Linked DNA regions of Homo sapiens: region 2 is linked to region 1. Evidence: chromatin loops called from intact Hi-C (ENCODE). Cell type or tissue: B cell. All regions are shown on one strand. Links, peaks and the distances in the headings refer to the core of each region. The heading gives the core; the rest is flanking DNA.

Region 1 (5,384 bases), core at 263-5,262:
AATGCTGACAGGCATAGGAAGTAAATAGGATGGAACATTGACCTTTCTTTCTTCCCCAGACTTTTAGGGTCCTCTATTGGCAGAGTCAATATAGGGAGCAAGTGATGAAGGAGAAATGAAGTTTACAGAAAAAGAGAGTCTCAGCCCTGACATCACAAAGGGATATACAGGAGCCTGCGCTTGAAGCAGCGATAAAATAGCTTCATAACTAGCACTCTCCTATTTTGTGAGTATTTTTGGGAGACAGTGTCTTGCTTCTGTAAGGGGCTCAGATACGCCCTCTCCCCGGCCTTTGCAGCTAGAGTGCAACCTAGGCCACCTGAATGGACTTTGAATCTTGAGAGAGTGATGCTAAAATTCAGGAAGAGTTGAAAAATTACTCGTGGTTGAAACAGCACATTGAGAGGCCAGAAGCGGGGGTGTCTAATGTGCAGGGAAGGTAGGAGCGATGGTGACACCTAAAACTGTTCCTGTGCTGTAACCTGGCTGTGCTTCCTGTTGTCCAGCTGTCTTTGCACTTGCTCATCTTATGAAACCATCTCCAGACTTTCCTTCTATCTGCTACTGACTCAATAACCAGTAAATCCTTTTTCTGCTCTCTTGCATCCAAGCACTCAAACTGAGAAAATATCATGCGTGCAAATGTTAACAGATAAGCACAAGCAAATATTATAAAACCTTAATTTTGTTAATAATCAACTTGTTAATTCTGGGTGATGGGGCTAGAGGAGTTTATGTTTTTCTTTGTACTTTTATAACTTTCTAAGTTTCAAAAACAAATTAAAATTTTAACACCTGTGTGAAAATTACTTTTAAAATTTCATAAAAGGCAAAAATTGGCTAAATACCCACCTCTATTTTCTTTTCCTTTTCTTATATTTTAAAAAGATGCCTCTAACCGTCAAATGTATCTGAAAATTAATTGGTAGATATAGAAAGTGAGGCCTCTATCTATGGTTTTTTTTTTCTAAATAATCAATTTTCCCAGCATCAAATTTCCCAGTCCCATTTACCAAGTAGTACTAACCTGAGTAATTTTTTAAAGTTGTGCTGCATTTCTGGTGCTGCATAGGTCTTGTGGTAATAGGTTTGGACAAGTTTAGTAATACCAGCCAGAGCTACACACCATTTCAAACCCTAAATTCCAACTATTGATTTGTTTCCATATTCTCCTACTACAGGTTGAGTTCTCCAAGAAGCAGGCTCTGAGACAGAGTTTAGTGGGAAGGATGTTTATGAAGTGTGCCCTTGAGGCCAACACCTGTGGAAGGGAGGAGAGGAAAGGGGAGAGAGAAGTCGGCCTGTGAAGCGGGCCCAGCTCAGGGCCCAGCTCCCATGAGAGAGGTGGGCTACTAAAACGGCCCATCAAAGTTGCCCTGTGTCAAGCCTAAATGGTCAGGCCTTCATACTCCTGCCTTTCCAGGGTCAAGGCTGCCCTGGGAAGGGTGTGCCTTAGGGCCCAGGAGTCTCTCTGCAGCTGAGGCATCTCCAGAGGAGCCCGCAGCTGGAGGCTGCCTGCTGACAGCATTTTCAGCAGCAGGTATGAGGAGCCCTCCACTGAAGGGGGCTCCAGCGATGAAGCTCCCATATTCACTGCATGCCTTAACATTCCAGAAATGTGCTCTGTGTGTCAGGCCTATGCTGGGGCATGTTCACATTTGTTATATCATACAATTCTCACAACACTCTGAGGTATGTATTGTGTTTTGCATTTTACGCGAGGAAACTTGGCTTGTGTTTGTTTTTCCCAATGAAAACCTAGCATGGGGCAATATTTCACAGGTGGCCAACTACTTGGAGCAGTCTTCCTGCTTATGTAGAGGAAGAGAGCCAACTCTTTATCAGGGAGTGTAGGAAATTTGGACTCGATGTTCCGCTTTTAACTTCCTCTTGTATCTTAGGGCCATCACTCTTCTCTCCTTACTGTCATTCCTGCTTTCATTTTAGTTTATAATTTTAAAAAGAGGTATAAGTTGAAACAAGACTAGTGAGAGCTATAAGGAATTCTCATTTCTCTTTTCCTGTTAAGATTTTGGCAATGGGGTAGGTTATCTTGCCCTGATAAATATAAGTAGGATTGTACCAAGAGAATTGATATCTTACTTCTCTGCTTCCATGCCCCAGAGTTGCTTCCCTGCCTTTCATTGAATTTCTCATTAGTCAGCAACTGATGTCCCAGCCACATGGCACATAGAGGTGACTCAATTCATTATCTGATGATCTGGAAAGTCAACACCGGCAGGGCAGTGCTCAAGTATCATTAAGAGAAGCAAATGGGTACCTATTAGAACTTTGGAAGACATTTCTGCTAGGGAAGTGGTGAACACAGCTTTCTCTTTGAGCAGTTTGACAGGGAGACTGAAGAAAGCCAGATATCAAGAGAAAACAAGTGGGAATGAGGCCAGCCCAAGGTCGCATGAAACAAGAGGAAGATGACAGGAGCAAACTTCAGGACTGGCTCTCACATCAATTTATGAGACTGAAGCCAGCATTTTGGGCCACGGTTTCTTTCTCTGCAAAACTTCCTCAAAGCTCTGTGTTTCTACAGCGTCACTTGAAAAGAGAGGCAGAGCCAATTTTTTTTTTAAAAACTACATGCAATCATAAAAAGAGGAAGTAGAGGGATTGATGAAGTGTTCCTATTACTTCGGTTCTTCAAATCATGTGAATCTGCTAAGACAGTCAAATTTGTTTCATATTAAGATTTGATGACCATTTCTACTGATGAGGGGAGGGAGGATTGTTCAGTATTTCAGAAAATGAAGACCTCAAGTCAGTTTTCTTTTGGTGAGTTTTATAAAGCTTAGCCTTGTGGTGGCCATCTTTATACTTGGAAAGGGTGAAACTGACATTTTCACAATGAAACTTCTGAAGAAGTTGGCCCATTATAGGGAGAATTCTATATTCCTGGATATAGCAGATTATGGCTCACATTTAATAAAAATACTTTGTTGGCACAAATAAAAAGACGACAGTATAGTAATTCAGATGAGCAAAGGCACAAGAGGTGGAATTAATTTTTTAAAAATACAAAGATGTGGACCTCACAGAGACTCTCTGCTATGACGATTGAAAGGAAATGGAGGCTTCTACTTTTTATTTAGTAAAAGTAATGTCAATGAGCTTATGGACGTTAGTGTGGTGCCCTAGCTTCAGATTCACTAGCTCCCAATTTGCTAGCTATGTGTCTTTGGGAAATCTACTGAACCTCTTTGAGCCTTGGTTTCTGCAGCTTCAAAATGAAGATAATATTAGTACCTAGCCTTCTGAGGATTAAAAGGGCCTGAACAGTGCCTGACACAAAATAGCAGTTCAAAAATAGAAGAATATAAATCTGAAATGAATGCCTTCATTCTTACAAAGCCATTCTGAAAATGATAGCAATTACAGGGCAGATAGAGATGCAAAATGAGGATGTCTGACGAATGTAACTAATGTCATCCACAAATTGAACTGTGCAGATTTTAGCACAGAGAAGAGAAGCCAAGACTTGAAATTCCACATTCTACTCATGATGCCATTTTATGCCGGAACTCCAAAGCTTCATTACTACTTCCTGTCATTTTAAATATTGCACTAATTACGACGGCCTCTAGGAATGAATTAACAAAATTTCCTAGATTTGTGAGTGTAGAAATCACCTTATTTTTACAAAGATTTTAAATGGTTACATTGTTGGCAGATACACAGACAACAGGATATTCACGTAATTGCCTCTTTTATCTTAGAAAAAAAGGTTAATCAAATGCCCTGTCTGATGAAGAGATAAAAAAAACAACCCTTACTGTTTGTGTTTCTTTTAAAAATGCTTTCCTGGCATTATCAGTTGGTTGATTCAAATGAGACCTTATCCTGTGGGCAATGAACCATATTCTTTCTGTCTAACTGAAGAAATAAAAATATATTCTTTTTTACCCCTTAGGGCCATTTTTGCTATTAAACTGTAGTATTCTATGCTCTACCTATTCTGAATTATCCAGAATGGAGAGTTTCTTTTGGCGCTTTCCTTTCTGCTTGTTGCTTAAGCAGTGTTTTTTGTTGTTGTTGTTGTTTTGTTTTGTTTTGTTTTTTGATGTATAAATATGTATGTGTGACTGCGTGTATGAATAAAATAGTATAATAACACTTCTCCTCAAATGAGTGCAGTGATACAGCAAACTGACCTTTCAAGAACTTAGTCAAGAACTAACAAATAAGTAAAACAGACCTCTTAGTAGCTAAACCAGATAACACTCAACCCTTGCACAAAAGCTGATTCACTTTATTATAGACGCTTTCTAGACCTTTTTTTGACAGAGTTTTGCTTTGTCGCCCAGGCTGGAGTGCAGTGGTGCAATCTCGGCTCACTTTAGCCTCTGCCTCCTGGGCTCAAGGGATTCTCCCGCCTCAGCCTCCCAAATAGTTGGGATTATAGGCACCCGCCACCATGCCCAGCTAATTTTTGTATTTTTAGTAGAGACGAGGTTTCACCATATTGGCCAGGCTGGTCTCGAACCCCTGACCTCAAGTAATCCACCCACCTTGGCCTCCCAAAGTGCTGGGATTACAGGCGTGAGCCACCACACCTGGCCCTAGACTCCTATTCAGAGCTTATTTATTTGTACTCAACACACATACAGTTCTTATCAACATTGTTATCTGCTTTCACTCCTATCCCCAACAGTTCACAACAGATTAGAAGCAGCAGTTTAGAAATGTTGTTTTGGGAGAGTATATCCACGGGGGGAGTCACTGCTGAGAGCTTATAGGAGGAGGGAGAAAGAAAAATTATAAAGCAGTCATAGAGATTCCAAAAGCACAGTCATCTAGCACCATTTGGTGTAGGGGCAAATAAACTCTGAGGGTATCAGTTTTCTACAGAAGAGAATAATCATTAGAATTCATAATTCCGTTCAAATCCCAGATCAATAAAGGTAAGATTATGCTTAGCTACAGAAAATTCAAGATGGCGTGTAATAAAATTTCAAAAGATTTCAATCCAAACTGATGAAAAGAAATAGAAACAGGTTTATTGAGGCATAATTTACCAGGTGTGTATTTGTAGGACTTTTGTACACTTTTTGTTCTGTAACCATAGTATGTAGTCCTTTGTCTGGCTTCTTTCATTAAGCATAATGCTTGAGATTCATCCATGTGAGCTGGTTAAAATTAAAAGAAGAAGTTTTGTGCTTAAACCTGGAAGACACATCACCTAAGATTTTCTGATAACTGAGATTTGCTCTACAGGTAATATAAAAATAGTGAGTTCTCTTAAAATAAATCCACACCATGGGAAAACAGGCAGCAGCGTTCACCTTTCTTATAGTAGCCTAAGTTTTTCCTTCTCCCCTGTTCTCCTTGTCAAACAAACACAACAGAAAACATATAAGCTCCCAGCATATTGT
Region 2 (5,384 bases), core at 305-5,304, 54 kb before region 1:
GGGAACCCAAAACTATGATACTTACCGTCTTATTTCTTCTTCCTGGGCACACGGAACAACTACATATTCCAGTGGTAGTACGTATTGCTGTCGGTTGAGCCTATGTGACTGAAGTCATGGGCAGAGTGATCGATGTCACCTTCAGGCCTGGCCACAAAACTCCTGGTGTGATAATCCCTCTCAATCTTTCTTTCCTATGGTGATTTCAGAGGCCATGGGTTTAAGATGGCAGCCTCACAAGATAGCAGCTGATTTCTGAGTCACTAATTGGAAGACACCTACTAAGGAGAGCTGCCCCACCTGTACCAGATTTTGACATTAATGAATGAGAAATAAACCTTTACTATGTTAAATTGCTGAGACTTTTTTTTGTTACAGCAGCTACCATTAATTACCCTCATTAATACACCTGCCCTGTCAGCCTTCCTTCACCCAGTTCTCCAAAATTACTGCTCTTTATCCTCCTTTAAACGTTTCCATTCCCTCAGTGTGACTGACACAGTCATGGGTTTAACTGATTAAAGTGTACTTAATTGTAAACAATAACTACCAGATTTGCTTCTGAAAGATAGTTGTGTTTTCAAATGGATTCCTGATTGGTAGGATCTATGAAGGAGATGTTTCCAAATATTGGATCCTTCTTGGTGTCCTTCCACCATCATTGACACAGCCCACTCCCAGCTTGAACTGTGTTGTCTAGAAGCAGAAGAAAGAGGGGTCAGCACTTCTAAGCTGTTGCTGACCTCTGGCCTCTGCAATCAACTCCAGACTCCTTAACCTGGTATTTCCATGTGTCCGCAGTTGGCCCCAACTAACATTCCTACCCTGATCCTCCCCACCCCACTGCCAGTGAAACCTCTTAAATCATACTGCTCGCAACAGGGTGTGCTTTCCTACCTTGCCAGCTTGGGTCTCACTGTGCTCTCCACTTGGAGTGCTCTTTCTGCTCTTCTGCTCCTTTCCAAACCCAGTCCCTGCTCAAAGGCCTCACTCAACTTCCACCTCCTCCCTAAAGCCCTGAAATTCCATTTCGTCTTCCCTTTGCCGCTACTACTCATTTGGTCTTCAGCATTTGCTGCTTATCATGATTTCTGTCTATTTATGTGTTTGTGTCCTCTCTTCTAAAGTAGAAATGAACTACTTAAAGAAAAAATTATGCCTATTTCTCTCTTCAATCTCTACAGCATTTTAGCATAGTGCTGGAGACATGATTACTGAAGATAGATGGATGAATATGGATATAACAATTGAACTTGTTAAATATCACAAATGCAAAGTCTTGTGCAGACATCCTTTTTTTTTTTTTTTTTTTTTTTTTTTTTTCCTGAGACAGGGTCTCACTCTGTCACCCAGTCTGGGGTGCTGTGGTGTGATCATAGCTCACTGCAACCTCGAACTCCCGGGCTCAAGCAATCCTCCCACCTCAGTCTCCCAAGTAGCTGGGAATTCAGGTGCTCACTGTTACACCTGGCTAATTAAAAAAATTTTTAGTAGTGATGTGGTCTCTCTGTGTTGCCCAGGATGGTCTCGAACTCCTGGACTCAAGTGATACTCCTGCCTCAGCCTCTCAAAGCAGTGGGATTACTTTCAGTGGGTATAAGCCACCACACTTGGCCCAGACATGATTAAAAAAAACACTTTCATTCAGAAATAATTTTAAACTTACAGAGAAGTTGCAAGAATAAAAATGGTACAAATATCATCTACATATGTTTTACCTAGATTCACTTACTGTACACATTTTACCTCATTTACTTTAGATCTGCCTGTATATCTTCTCTACACACACACACACACACACACACACACACACACACACACACAAACACACACAATGCTTTTCTGATGCATTTGAGAGTAAGTTACATACATTATGGGTCTTTAATACTTCAGTGAGTATTTCCTAAGAATAATCTGTTACCTAATCACAATAGAGTTATCAACTTCCATTTGATTAATATTGATACAACACATTTATTTAATCTTTTGTTCTCATTCCAATTTTGTCAATTGACCCAATAATGTCCTTTATGGCATCTTTTCCCTCCAACATAAGATCCGGTAGGGTCAGGTGTTACATTTGGTTGTCATGTCTCTTTAGCCTCCTTTAATCTGGAACATTTCGACAGCCTTTCTTTGTCTTTTACGATATTATTTTTCCAAGTTAACTGTCATCCTCCTGCTTTTTAAAAGAATGTCAGAATTTAAAAAATCTCCTAGGTTTGGCAGCCTATTTTATTTACATATGTACATACGGACGGATGTGGAGTCTCTGAGTAGTGTCATAATCATTCCCAGTGCAAGACTCCAAACATGAACCTCCTTTTATTCTCATCCTGAACTTGTAATCAATAGCAATATTTTGTATGCAGTTGTACACGAACCTTTGTTTCATTTTATTTACAGTACCTTTCTTCTTCGTTAAGTAGAGTTGGGGTAAGAGGAAATCACAAATCTCTTTCTCTTCCAGCTTCTGCTGGGTTGCAGGCTGCATGAGAGGAAAAGTCAATAGAGGAAGTGAGAGAGTAAACTGAGAAGTTGAAATCAAAGTGGTGGGCTGCTGAGCCGCGGCTGTGGTGTATCTCTCTCTGAAGTCAAAGCATTTTTACAGACAGCATTCAACCGTAGTTAAATAAAATCCCTATGCTGTAGAAAGGGAAGGCATTAGTAATTTCCGTTGTCTATGAGTGAAAACAGAGACGCTGAGAGGCTCAATGGCTTTTCTGCTTTGAGTTTGAGAGGCAATGAGGAATCACGGAAAAAGAACTAATAAAGGAGTGAATCCATTCTGGAGATTTGAATCTATTTATTACCATTGCTGCCAAGGCATTATGTAGCTCAGCAAGTCACATCATCCCTGAACCTTGGTATCATTATCTGTAAAATTAGGCTTTGGAGTGGACTCAATTCACTTTAAGTTTCCTTCATATTCTAAAATGCAGTGGTGATCAATTCCAGCATACATTTCATGAACATTTATGGAGTGCCTACTAAGTGTTGACCACTGGGCTAGGTGCTGCACCTATAAAGATAGGTAGGACCTGGTCTTTGTTCTCAAGGATCTCCCAGTATGGTAGGCAGGAGGAGCAGGCATGTAAGCCAAGATTTGTGGTTCAAGGTGATAAGGGGCAAGTTCAAGGTACAATGTTGTTGCAAAGGAGACGGCAAGGAACTTTCCCTGGGGGATGGAATAAAAGAAGTGACAGTAGTTGTTGAACAGAGCCCTGAAATGGGGACAGGGCATTCTAGGCAGAAGGTACATGGCTGTTGGTGGACTGCATATACTTTGGGTTTGCTGGAACACAATGTGCCAGAGGTAAAGTGAGGGTAATGAGGCTGGCACAGTAGCTAGGCAGGGGCCAAATCTAAGAGGGTCACTTGGTCAGGCAGAGAGGAATTTGAGCCTGGGAGGGAGGGATGGGGCTGAGACTCATGGCAAGGAAATCAATGGGGACTCTATTGCCAATGATAAAGGACTGAGAGACACTGGGAGCGGAAGCAGAAGAACGATTGGAGACATGTTTAGGAGAAAGGCTTGAGAAGGCTCACTGATTGGCTGTGGGGTCGAAGAGGAAATGTCACAGGACTTCCATGTTTCTGATTTGCCCAGTGGACTAGATTATGGTGCTACTAACTAGGTAGGCCCTAGGTAGATGTCAGCAATTGGAAGACCTCAAGGAGGAGCTGGCTTGGGGGATGTATAATGAATTCAGGTTAGGATATGTTGGCCTTGAGATGTGTATGGGACACTTAAGAGGAGATTTCCACTAGGCAGTTGTACAAATAGATCTGGGACTCAGGAAAGAAGTCTAGGTTGGAGACAGATTTAATGGTTAACATGTTAGGTGTGAGCAATGTCACCCAGGGAGATTGTAACTTTAGGAAAAGACTGTGACAGAGGGAAGAACATGAGCTCTCTTGTCTTATTAGAGCTGGCTTCTTTGCTGAGATCTTTTGAGCCGTATGATATTGGGCAAGTAACTCTGAATCTGTTTCTTTATTTTTAACGATGACCCCAATTTATAGACTTGTGAGAGTTTGAGATTTAAAAAGATAGGTCCAATCAATGGAAATTATCAGGGGAGCAGGAAGGGCACCCTGGGAGACACCATTAAGCTAGAGTTTTATTCATCTGCTTCCTAAAGGTGTCAAGAGGAGCTGTCTGCTATGTTCCCTGCCCCCTTACTGTCTTTCTTGCCATACTAATTTATTACCAGTTGCTTCATTTCTCCAAGCCATGGCTTCTTCCTCTGTAAAACGAAGATGATAACAACTCTCTGATTATCTCAGAGAGTTCTTTTGAAAATCAGTGAGACAAGGTTTGTGTGAACACTGCAAACTGCAAAGTACGATGTGAATACTAGTTATTATCAATATGAGTAAACAAACAGTTGTGCCCAGTTTGTCAGCATTTTCTATGCTGTTACCACTCTGGAGTGTCTGTCAGCATGAACGCTAAAGAATGTTGTAACAAGTCAGTGGCGGAACTGAAATAAAACCAATGGTCTCTCACTCTAGGCCGTAGTTATGCTGATCACTGTATGAGGCTTGAACAGACCCGGGATTTACCTTCCGACAGATTAGTTCATTGTGGGCCAGGGGTAAGAATAGGTGAGCAGGAGGAAGGAGAGCTGTGGATTGGAGAACGTGTGAGATCACCAGGGGCTTGGGGTCTCCTGTGATCACTACTTGTCGACTCTGCTGTCCTCACAATGGGGAAGTGTAAAGACAGCTCTGCCCTTAATGGTGTGATCTCAACTTCTCATAGAACTTCAAATTATCATCTCCAGGTGGGGAAAGATAACCTCCACATAACACATAAAACCTGCTGGCACCCAGTAGGCCCATAGGTAGATGTCAGTTCCAGATTTTCAGAATGGAAGAAGATAGCAGAATTCACTGGGTGAGGCAGCCCCAGTGCCAAACTAGACCGTGATTACAGAGAGATTAGGCTAGATTCTGGCTTGAGGGCAAAGATGAGCCAGATTGACGACTTGAGCTCAAGTTTAGGTTGCTTTTACTTCTGTTTTCTCCCAAAGCAGCAAACAAGGCATGCAGATGTATAGAAAAGAACACAGGGATGTAGAGGCTACTCCTCATCACTTGTCTGGCTTTTCTTGGTGATCTTGGCAGCCTGAAAAGAGTGAGATGTCCTCTAGGCTAGAGGAGCCCAGAGTCCGTGGGCCCATTGCCTTTTCTTGCCCCCTTTTTTCTTTTTATTTCTTTCTTTTTTTTTTTTTTTTGAGATAGGTTCTCACTGTTGTTCAGGCTGGAGTGAAGTGGCACAATTATAGCTCACTATAACCTCAAACTTCTGGACTCAAGTGATCCTCCCATTTTAGCCTCCTGAGTAGCTGAGACTACAGGCATGTGTCACCATACCT

What was found. Hi-C counts contacts between places; a loop is a spot of excess contacts. Peaks named below come from ENCODE experiments on the same cell type or tissue, not always from the same donor. Only the 100,000 strongest peaks of a DNase experiment are listed, where the experiment ranks them.
Region 2: it touches region 1 in a loop (6-fold over the local background); 5 of 110 quality-filtered maps call a loop at or near these places.

Annotation. Positions count from the first base shown.
Region 1 is chrX:20,372,797-20,378,180 of GRCh38, forward strand. No RefSeq gene overlaps it. Among named protein-coding and RNA genes, the nearest start is that of RPS6KA3, 110 kb to the left of the region's middle. In B cell, for the core only: no CTCF peak of the experiment used is centred there; a DNase peak (open chromatin) is centred at 2,565; H3K27ac peaks cover 1,352 bases.
Region 2 is chrX:20,318,397-20,323,780 of GRCh38, forward strand. No RefSeq gene overlaps it. Among named protein-coding and RNA genes, the nearest start is that of RPS6KA3, 54 kb to the left of the region's middle. In B cell, for the core only: no CTCF peak of the experiment used is centred there; a DNase peak (open chromatin) is centred at 2,545; H3K4me3 peaks cover 389 bases; H3K27ac peaks cover 1,027 bases.